2 separate regions of the Homo sapiens genome follow, and region 2 is linked to region 1. Evidence: chromatin contacts called from ENCODE Hi-C or POLR2A ChIA-PET data. All regions are on one chromosome and are shown on one strand. The core of a region is the stretch at or near the end of the contact, and the rest is flanking DNA. Distances in the headings are between cores, read along the strand shown.

What was found. A loop is a pair of places that touch in the nucleus more often than their neighbours do. ChIA-PET counts read pairs that join two places held with the same protein, here RNA polymerase II (POLR2A). Pooled maps may share reads with other maps.
Region 2: a loop to region 1 is called in a map with no recorded cell type, with 7 times the contacts of the local background. The contact joins the enhancer-like site here to the promoter of MTR in region 1. A Hi-C loop is called at or near these places in 9 of 37 single-sample maps with no recorded cell type and 5 of 50 pooled maps. POLR2A ChIA-PET finds 5 or more read pairs at or near these places in 2 of 52 experiments (GM12878 and Panc1).

What each region holds. Positions count from the first base shown.
Region 1 is chr1:236,793,655-236,797,691 of GRCh38, reverse strand. MTR (5-methyltetrahydrofolate-homocysteine methyltransferase) reads right to left here and starts at 2,400. Exons shown (of 33, transcript NM_000254.3): 1 at 1,955-2,400. The coding sequence starts at 1,988. RefSeq lists enhancers at 1,795-1,984, 2,085-2,374.
Region 2 is chr1:236,158,198-236,162,234 of GRCh38, reverse strand. The region is part of intron 1 of GPR137B (G protein-coupled receptor 137B); the gene reads right to left. Among named protein-coding and RNA genes, the nearest start is that of GPR137B, 18 kb to the right of the region's middle. RefSeq lists enhancers at 1,910-1,959, 2,050-2,499, 2,600-2,649 and a silencer at 3,615-3,664. Within about 2 kb of position 2,019, at least 5 of the 41 ENCODE cell types and tissues checked have a DNase peak (open chromatin) inside an H3K27ac peak, as active enhancers do; they include GM12878, where a contact is called at or near this core.

The DNA of each region.
Region 1 (4,037 bases), core at 1,151-3,650:
CCACCGCGCCCAGCTTCTTTGGGGGCATCTCTTTGCTTGTGCAGTATTCCATTTTTAATATATATTATTTCCCCCTTTGATTTTAATAAGCCGGAGAAGAATTAGGCTGATACCAATTCACTGGATTATTCATTCCTTCATTAATCACTCATCAATTGATACCAATTCACTGGATTATTCATTCCTTCATTAATCACTCATCAATTGAGTTCCAAATAACACTCACAGTCCTAAGCAAGGATGAAACCAAGAAACTTTTAGAAGCTGTAGTTAAAATTTTCTCCCAAGATGTATTTGCTAGCCCACCATCCTCCTTCCCCAGGGCACACAACCATGGTCTGAAGTCACATTTAGTTTTAAGGCCCAACCTTGAGAATCAGGAATTCCCAGCTCTCCATTAAAATTTCATTAAGATTGTACGCCAGTAAATTACTAAGGGTTATTAGGAAGTTAAAACCTGATTCTAATCCCAATAAAAGTTGCTCACATAGACAGAAGCTGGACTACATCTAAGGTCTTTTCTAGGCACAATGGCCTGATTCAGAACTTCAGAGGCCCTAGACTTGGTTAAACTCCACTCAGTGCTCAACTCTAGAAGCCAGCCTTGGGGGTGAGGGGACTAGGCAAGATTCAAACATTCAACAATTTTCCTTTCAGTTTATTTTTTTTTTTTAAATCACTCACTATTCACAGTATTTTAAGTCTTCAGTGGCATTTTGCTCCTGATAATGACACCTAAATTCAGATGAAAGGGAAATAACTTTACTTGTTTAAATTAAATGGGAAGGGGGAGGCCAGAAATCATGAGTAAAAGATGTTTTCCAAATAAATATGATCTCCCTATGATCATTTATTCAATAAGATATAAATCTCTTATAGGGAGGTTTACATTTATTAATTAAATATTAAATATAAATAAGATGTAACCTCATTACATCTTATTTAATATATTAAATAACATATAAACCTCTCATAGGGAGGTTTATATCTTATTTAATAACAGCAGTGATGTGTTTCTCAGCCACAGTTCCACTAGTTTCAAGAACAATTATATCAGTCCCGTTATCAGAACCCAAGAATCAAGAGAGTCACCGGTTAACCTCTGATAAATTTCCTTGTGCGTTACGAATTTAGTATTCCCCCTCTTCCTGAAGCTAAACATCCCCACTATGTGATAGGATATTTACTGTTTTGTACTTATCACTAATTCTCGTTTCTACATCTCCTCACCCGTTTTTACGGGTGTATTTGTCCTCAAATTATAATCAGGCATGACCTTAGAGATCTAGAGCTCGTTATAAAGCTAACATTACGTTCAGTTCTCGTGCTAAACTAGCTTTTTCTCACTGTTGATCCCAGGGCCACCAACATCAGAATCGCTTGAAATTACTACCTCCCATTTCGGTATCTGGAGGTGGGGTCTGCTCATCTATTTTAACATAGTGAGTCTATGCATATTGCAGTTTTGCAGCAGCGTGCGTAGAAGCAGAAAATAAAAAGTTCCATGTAGTAGTTTTAAATAGTTCTCTGAGTTTCCTCGTCTGTCTCTCCGCGCCTGAACTTTCTTTCGCAGTAGGTGCGCAATACATATTTACGAATAAGCGTCACACCATGCAAAAAAAAAAACTTCCAGAGGGCCCAGCTGGTTTATGCTGCGTGGAACTGGAAAGTTTAGTTACTGTGACGTTAAGAATGTGTTTCGGGGGCGAGGGGAGGACGCTTTTTGCAGGTTTTGATGGCTTGCCTGGGGAGAAAGAGGTGAAGGTCGGACAAAGAGTGGAGCAAAACACGTAGCCCTCCGGGCTCCTGCGCTAAGTTCTAAAGGTGCCGCCCACACGCGGGGAAACACCGCCGGGCGTCTCCCGCCGCAGAAGGGAATCGCCCCAGGGATTAGGAGGCCACAGCACGAGTTAAGAAACACAACCCAACCACGCAGACGGGGTCGCAGCGTTACCGGGTTGCGACAGGTCTTGGAGCGCGGGTGACATGTTGTCGAGTCTCCTCCTTGCGCAGAGGGCGCGGCAGAGAAGACGTGCTCTCCACAGGTGACGACGGCCAAGGGCCACGCCAGCCAGCGCCAGGCGAGCCTGCCACACAAGGCCCGGGTCTTTTGACGCCTCCCGTTGGCTCGCGTCGCGGGGGGACTGCGGACCCCGAAAGCCCGCAGCGCCCTAGGGCCTCTCTCGGGGCTGGGCGCGGCAACTGCTGGAGCACGTGCTTTCTTCCCGGGTACCCGGCCAGTCCTTGGTGTCGGCCTAGCAGCCAGACACGCGCGGCCAGAGGCGGAGTCGCGGGACGGCACGGAAAAGGACCCAAGAGAAAACCGGCAGAGGAGGACGACGTGACATCCGGCTCTGAGCCCCGCAGACATTTAGAACCTTTCAGAGCGCGGTTAGTTCTGCGCTCAATCTATCCTCGGCGTGGGAGGTCCCGCCCCTTCCGGCCTGTGATTGGTCTGCCCGAGCTCCTCGCAGCCGCATTGGCTGTCAATATCAACCAATCACCTGCTGTTTAGCCCCGGGGCTCTCTGGGAGATGTAGTCCCGCTCCCCAGTTTCCCGCGGGAGCTTTTCGCGTCTCTGTGTGCCCAGGATCCGGAAGTGTAAGCCTAAGTGGCCCCTCTAAGGAAAAGTCACAGCGCCAAGTTCGTGCTGATCTCGACACGCTGTGTGGTGTCGAGCCTGAAATTTTAGTTCCGTTTTGCTGTTGACTTGCGCTGGGCAAGACAGTTAACCTCTCAGTCTCCACACTCTACAAACAAGAATGATAGGATGGTAGTAATTAGAATTTTTTAGGGTTGTAGTAGGCGTTAAATGAGATCGTTTGACCGCGCTATGAAAACTCTGAATTACCATATGGGGGTGTTAATTGTAACTTATTGACAGTAAACATATATTGAGCACCTACTATGTGTCAGGCATTGGGGCACACACTTGGAATGCAAAATCAGACAAGCTACATCGCACCCTCACGTCCTTGGAGGAGGAACTCACAACCTAGTTAGATTAATAATTGAACAGGGAAAAAAGAACCACATACATTTTAAAAGAGCTAGAGTATTCAAAGGGGCCAGGGAAAGGTTTCAAAGAAGAATCTGGGTCCTGAAGGAAGAGTGGTACCAGGTAAGGTTGTTCCAGTCAGGAGAAGCTCCCTGTGTACAACACAGCACTTTAGGGAATTCTAAAATAAAGGGCAGCTCTGTAAGGCCGAGCATGGTAGATGTGAGAAAAAGCAAATTCATCTAGAAAAATCTCTGTAAGGCTGAGCATGGTAGATGTAAGGAAAAGCAAATGCATCCAGAAAAATAAAAACTATAACCAAATTATGACATTTACTAAGCTTTAAAAAAGGCACAAATTTGCATGCCATTCTCATTTTATTGTATGTAATTATACCTCAATTTTGAAGATTTGAAAAATTATTATAATGCGTATCACATTCTTACCAAGACCATCTTACCAAAGATGGTCTTACTTGGAAGGTGGGGGGAATGGAGTAGGTGAGAGAGAATGCAACAAAGAAGGGAGGGAGGAATGAGATGGCCCTAAATAGCCAAAAATCTTAAGATTATAAGGGCTAGGGTGAGAGTAGGTGAGGGATAAACGACTACACATTGGGTGCAGTGTCCACTGCCTAGGTGATGGGTGCACCAAACTCTCAAATCACCACTAAAGAACTTATTCATGTAACCAAACACCACCTGCTCCCCAAAAACCTATTGAAATAAATAAGTTAAAAAAAAAGAAGAAGAAAAGGAGGAAAGAAAAAAAAGCAAGGTCTTCTATGCTGAACTTATTAAATTATTTATCCAGGCTTGATAAATCATGATGGTTTTCTCATATTTATTATTATGTTTATTCATTTCTCAACTCCTGAGTTTTTATCTGCAAAAAAAGAAGTAGTGAAATTTAACTGTGTAAAGATGCACCTGTCTAAAAAAAAAAAAAAAAGATTATAAGGGCTAGTTGTTTGTTTGTTTGAGACGGAGTCTCACTCTGTCGCACAGTCTGGAGCGCACTGGCACGATCTTGGCTCAGC
Region 2 (4,037 bases), core at 770-3,269, 640 kb after region 1:
CCACAAATCTCTAGGGCAAGGGTAAAATGCCACCAATCTCTTTGCTAAAACATAACCAGAGTCACCTTTGCTCCAGTTCCCAAAAAGTTCCTCATCTCTATCTGAGACCACCTCAGCCTGGATTTTATTGACCATATCACTATCAGCATTTTGGGCAAAGCCATTCAATAAGTCTCTAGAAAGTTCCAAACTTTCCCACATTTTCCTGTCTTCTTCTGAGCCCTCCAACTGTTGTAATCTCTGTCTGTTACCCAGTTCCAAAGTTGCTTCACATTTTTGGGTATCTTTTCAGCAACACCCCACTCCTGGTACTAATTTACTGTATTAGTCCATTTTCACACTGCTGATAAAGACATACCCGAGACTAGGAAGAAAAAGAGGTTTAATTGGACTTAACAATTCCACATGGCTGGGGAGGCCTCAGAGTCATGGCAGGAGGCAAAAGGCATTTCTTACATGGCGGCGGCAAGAGAAAAAAAATGAGGAGGAAGCAAAAGCAGAAACCCCTGATAAACCCATCAGATCTTGTGAGACTTATTCACCATCACAAGAATAGCATGGGAAAGACCAGCCCCCATGATTCAATTACCTCCCTGTGGGTCCCTCCCACAACACTTGGAAATTCTGGGAGATACAATTCAAGTTGAGATTTGCATGGGGATGCAGCCAAACCATAACAGGAGGTGTGAAAAGCGTGTGGAGATGTGGGAGGCGTGAGAAGGTGTGAGTGGGAGGCGTGAGGAGGTGTGAAGTGTGTGTGGAGGTGTGAGGAGATGTGATGTGTGGAGGTGTGAAAAGTGCATGGAGGCGTGGGAAGCATGAGGAGGTGTGAACCTGCATGTGGACTTAGGAGCAGTGAGGGAGGGGGTGAGGAGAGAAGGTGCTGCAGGAGCCCGGAGCTGGGGAGGGCAGCAGAAGGTCGGGCTGGGGTGTGGACCAGCCAGGAAGAGGCCGCTGTCCAGGGTAAGGGTGCGGAGAGCTTCGGGGGAGCATTGGCACAGCTGAAATGCAGACCTGTGCTGTGAGAGAGGTCCCTGGGATACAGAGCAGAGCAAAGGCTGCAGACCATGGGTTGACAGAGAAGGTGAAAATGAAGGCAAATCAGAGGCCCAACACAGATTCATGATGCCTGGGCCTGGAGGGCGTGGCGGGGAATTGGAGGGTGACCACTAAGAGGCACGGGGTTCCTTCTGGGATGGAAAAGGTCTACAGTGGACTGTGGGGTCACTGCGCAACTCTGAATGTGGTACACTTCGAGATGGGGACAGCACAGAAAATGTGAATTATACCTCAATAAAGCTGTTATTTAAAAAAAAACAAAAAGACAAAAAAAAAACTAAGAGTAGGGAGGAGGTCAAAGAGCAGTCCCCTCAGTGGTCAAGGCCTCAAAGACTGCAGGGGAGAGAGGCCCCGGGCAGGAGACAGTCAGGGTGTCCAGTGCGGCTGACAGGCTGGACCACTTCACCTTAAGCTGCCACAGGGCCTGGCCAAGGGCAGGCTCGACTGACGGGGAGGCTGGAGGGGGAACAGGCAGACCCTGGATGGCAGCAGGAGGAAGTGGGAGCAGTGAGTCAATTCAAGAGCATAAACTGCTTTCCAAAAGCGCATGTTTGTGAAATGCAAGAAAGAGGTTATTCAGGGGGTCCAGACCTTGTTTTTAAGATGGGGAGACCTGAGCATGCTTGTGGACAGACAGAAGGAGCCTGGGTCCCGAGAAGGGCAGACAGGGAGAGGCAGGAGGCAGGGAAGGGTGGAGGGCTGAGAAACTGAGGCAGCAAGGAGGGGTCTGAGGGAACATGGCAGGGACAGCCATGGGAGTGCCATCTGCCTAATGACAGGGACCCCGGGGAAGTGAGGTTGGGTTGGAGAGTCCCAGCTGCTTCTTGGGGAACCCGATCAGGAACTGAATGGTGGTAAATGAGCCCCACTTCCTTTCCCTCCCCTTCCTTGGGCTCCACACAGCCTATGAAAACACCGGGGTTTTTCAGGGCTTCCCCCGTTGTGGCAAGAAGGATGGGAGGACAGGGGAGGGGAGCAGAATCAGGCCTGAAGGAGAAAGAAGAAATTGCAGCAACTTTGATCAGAAACCCTGAAGTTTGTCATCTGGTGAAAATAAAGCATTTCTCCCTAATGGCAAATTCCTTTCGGTTTTAGCATCGTTTCTTCTGCTTTTGAAAGTCCCACCTAGAACCTCAGAACCTAGAATAGATCTGGGGATGACGCTGTGGGTGATGCTGGCTTTTTGACTTGTTGAAGGCTGAGCCACGGCTGGGAGATGTCCCCAGCTGGCCGCTGTCAGGCGCTGGGGAATGTTCGAGAGCCCTCATGGGCTTTCCGCACCACCCGCTCCCACAGTGGGCCAAGGCCTCCTCATCCCGGACCTGTGGGCGACTTGTGCCCCCTTGGTAACCCAGGCCTTCACCCCATCCTTTCGGATGACACAGGAAGGCCTAGAGCTCTGCATGTGACGTACTTGTTTCGACAGAAGCATAAAGGCCTTTGAGCAGCTGCTGGACTCTGCCCCCTGCCCTCATAAATCAGTCTGTTCACGCGTCACTGATTTGTTCCCACCCTTTGAACTCCCGCTTGCCTATTTTTTTTCTTTTCTTTTTTTTTTTCCTGCAACCTCTGCCTCCCAGGTTCAAGTGATTCTCCTGCCTCAGCCTCCCGAGTAGCTGGGATTACAAGCACCCGCCACCATGCCTGGCTCATTTTTGTATTTCTACAAATACAAAAAGAGACGGGGTTTCACAATGTTGATCAGGCTGGTCTTGAACTCCTGATCTCGTGATCCGCCTGCCTCGGCCTCCCAAAGTGCTGGGATTACAGGCATGAGCCACCCCGCCAAGCCTATTTTTTCAACTACTAACTCAAGTTGACATTTGCTGTCTTACAATCTTTCTGTTTGTTTGTTTGTTTTTAAGAGGCGGGGTCTTGCTGTCACCCAGGCTGGAGTGCAGTGGTGCCATCATAGCTCATTGCAGCCTCCATCTTCCTGGGCTCCAGGAATCCTCCTGCCTTAACTTCCTGAGTAGCTGAGACTATGTACAGGTGCAGCCCAAATGCCTGGCTAATTTGTCTTATTTTTTAGAGATGATGTCTCCCTACATTGCCCAGGCTGGTCTTGAACTCCTAGACTCAAGTGATCCTCCCATCTCGGCCTCCTGAGTAGCTGGGTTACAATCATTTTTACTAATGTCTTAGTGGTGTTTCTGGCAGAAATGTCCCCTGCTATTCTTTGTGGGTATGACAGTGTCTCCTGTGCAGTCAGCAGAACTCAACAGAAGTCACCTCTGATGTCCCTGGAGGCAGTGTCTCTGATGTACCAACAAAGCACTATGCTTCCAACCTGCGCTTGATTCAGAATCTCTGCAGCCATTTTACTTTATAAATCCTCTCCCCTAAGCCAGGACCCACATCTGGACACCCTAGTGTCTCCACTTCTGTGCCACCACTCTCTGGACACTTCATAATCCCCCTATCCTTAAAAGGGGGTGCATCCTGATCCTAGCTGCCTGTGGGCTGAGACTCCTGAGGAGACCCTCGCAGTAACTGAGGGGGACTGAAACTCTTAGTGCACCAAGCACAGACTCCTGACTAAAGAAACCAGTCTCTATCACACACGCTGGTTCAAAACGTATGTATGCAAATTCATCTGAAAATGTTACAAATGCATGGCAGGTTGAAACTTTATATTATAAAATAATTTATGTATATACAAAGAAATAACAGCAAATACTCATGCACCCAGCACTCCATCCTTAATACTTTGCCACGTTTGCTCCAGCTATGTTTTGTTTGTTTGTTTCTGAGACAGAGTTTCACTTTTGTTGCCTAGGCTGGAGCGCAGTGGTGCCATCTCGGCTCACTGCAACCTTGTCTCCCGGGTTCAAGCGATTCTCGTGCCTCAGCCTCCCGAGTAGCTGGGATTATAGGCACGTGCAACCACACCCGGCAAATCTTTGTATTTTTAGTAGAGACAGGGGTTTCACCATTTTGGCCAGGTTGGTCTTGAACTCCTGACCTCAGGTGATCCA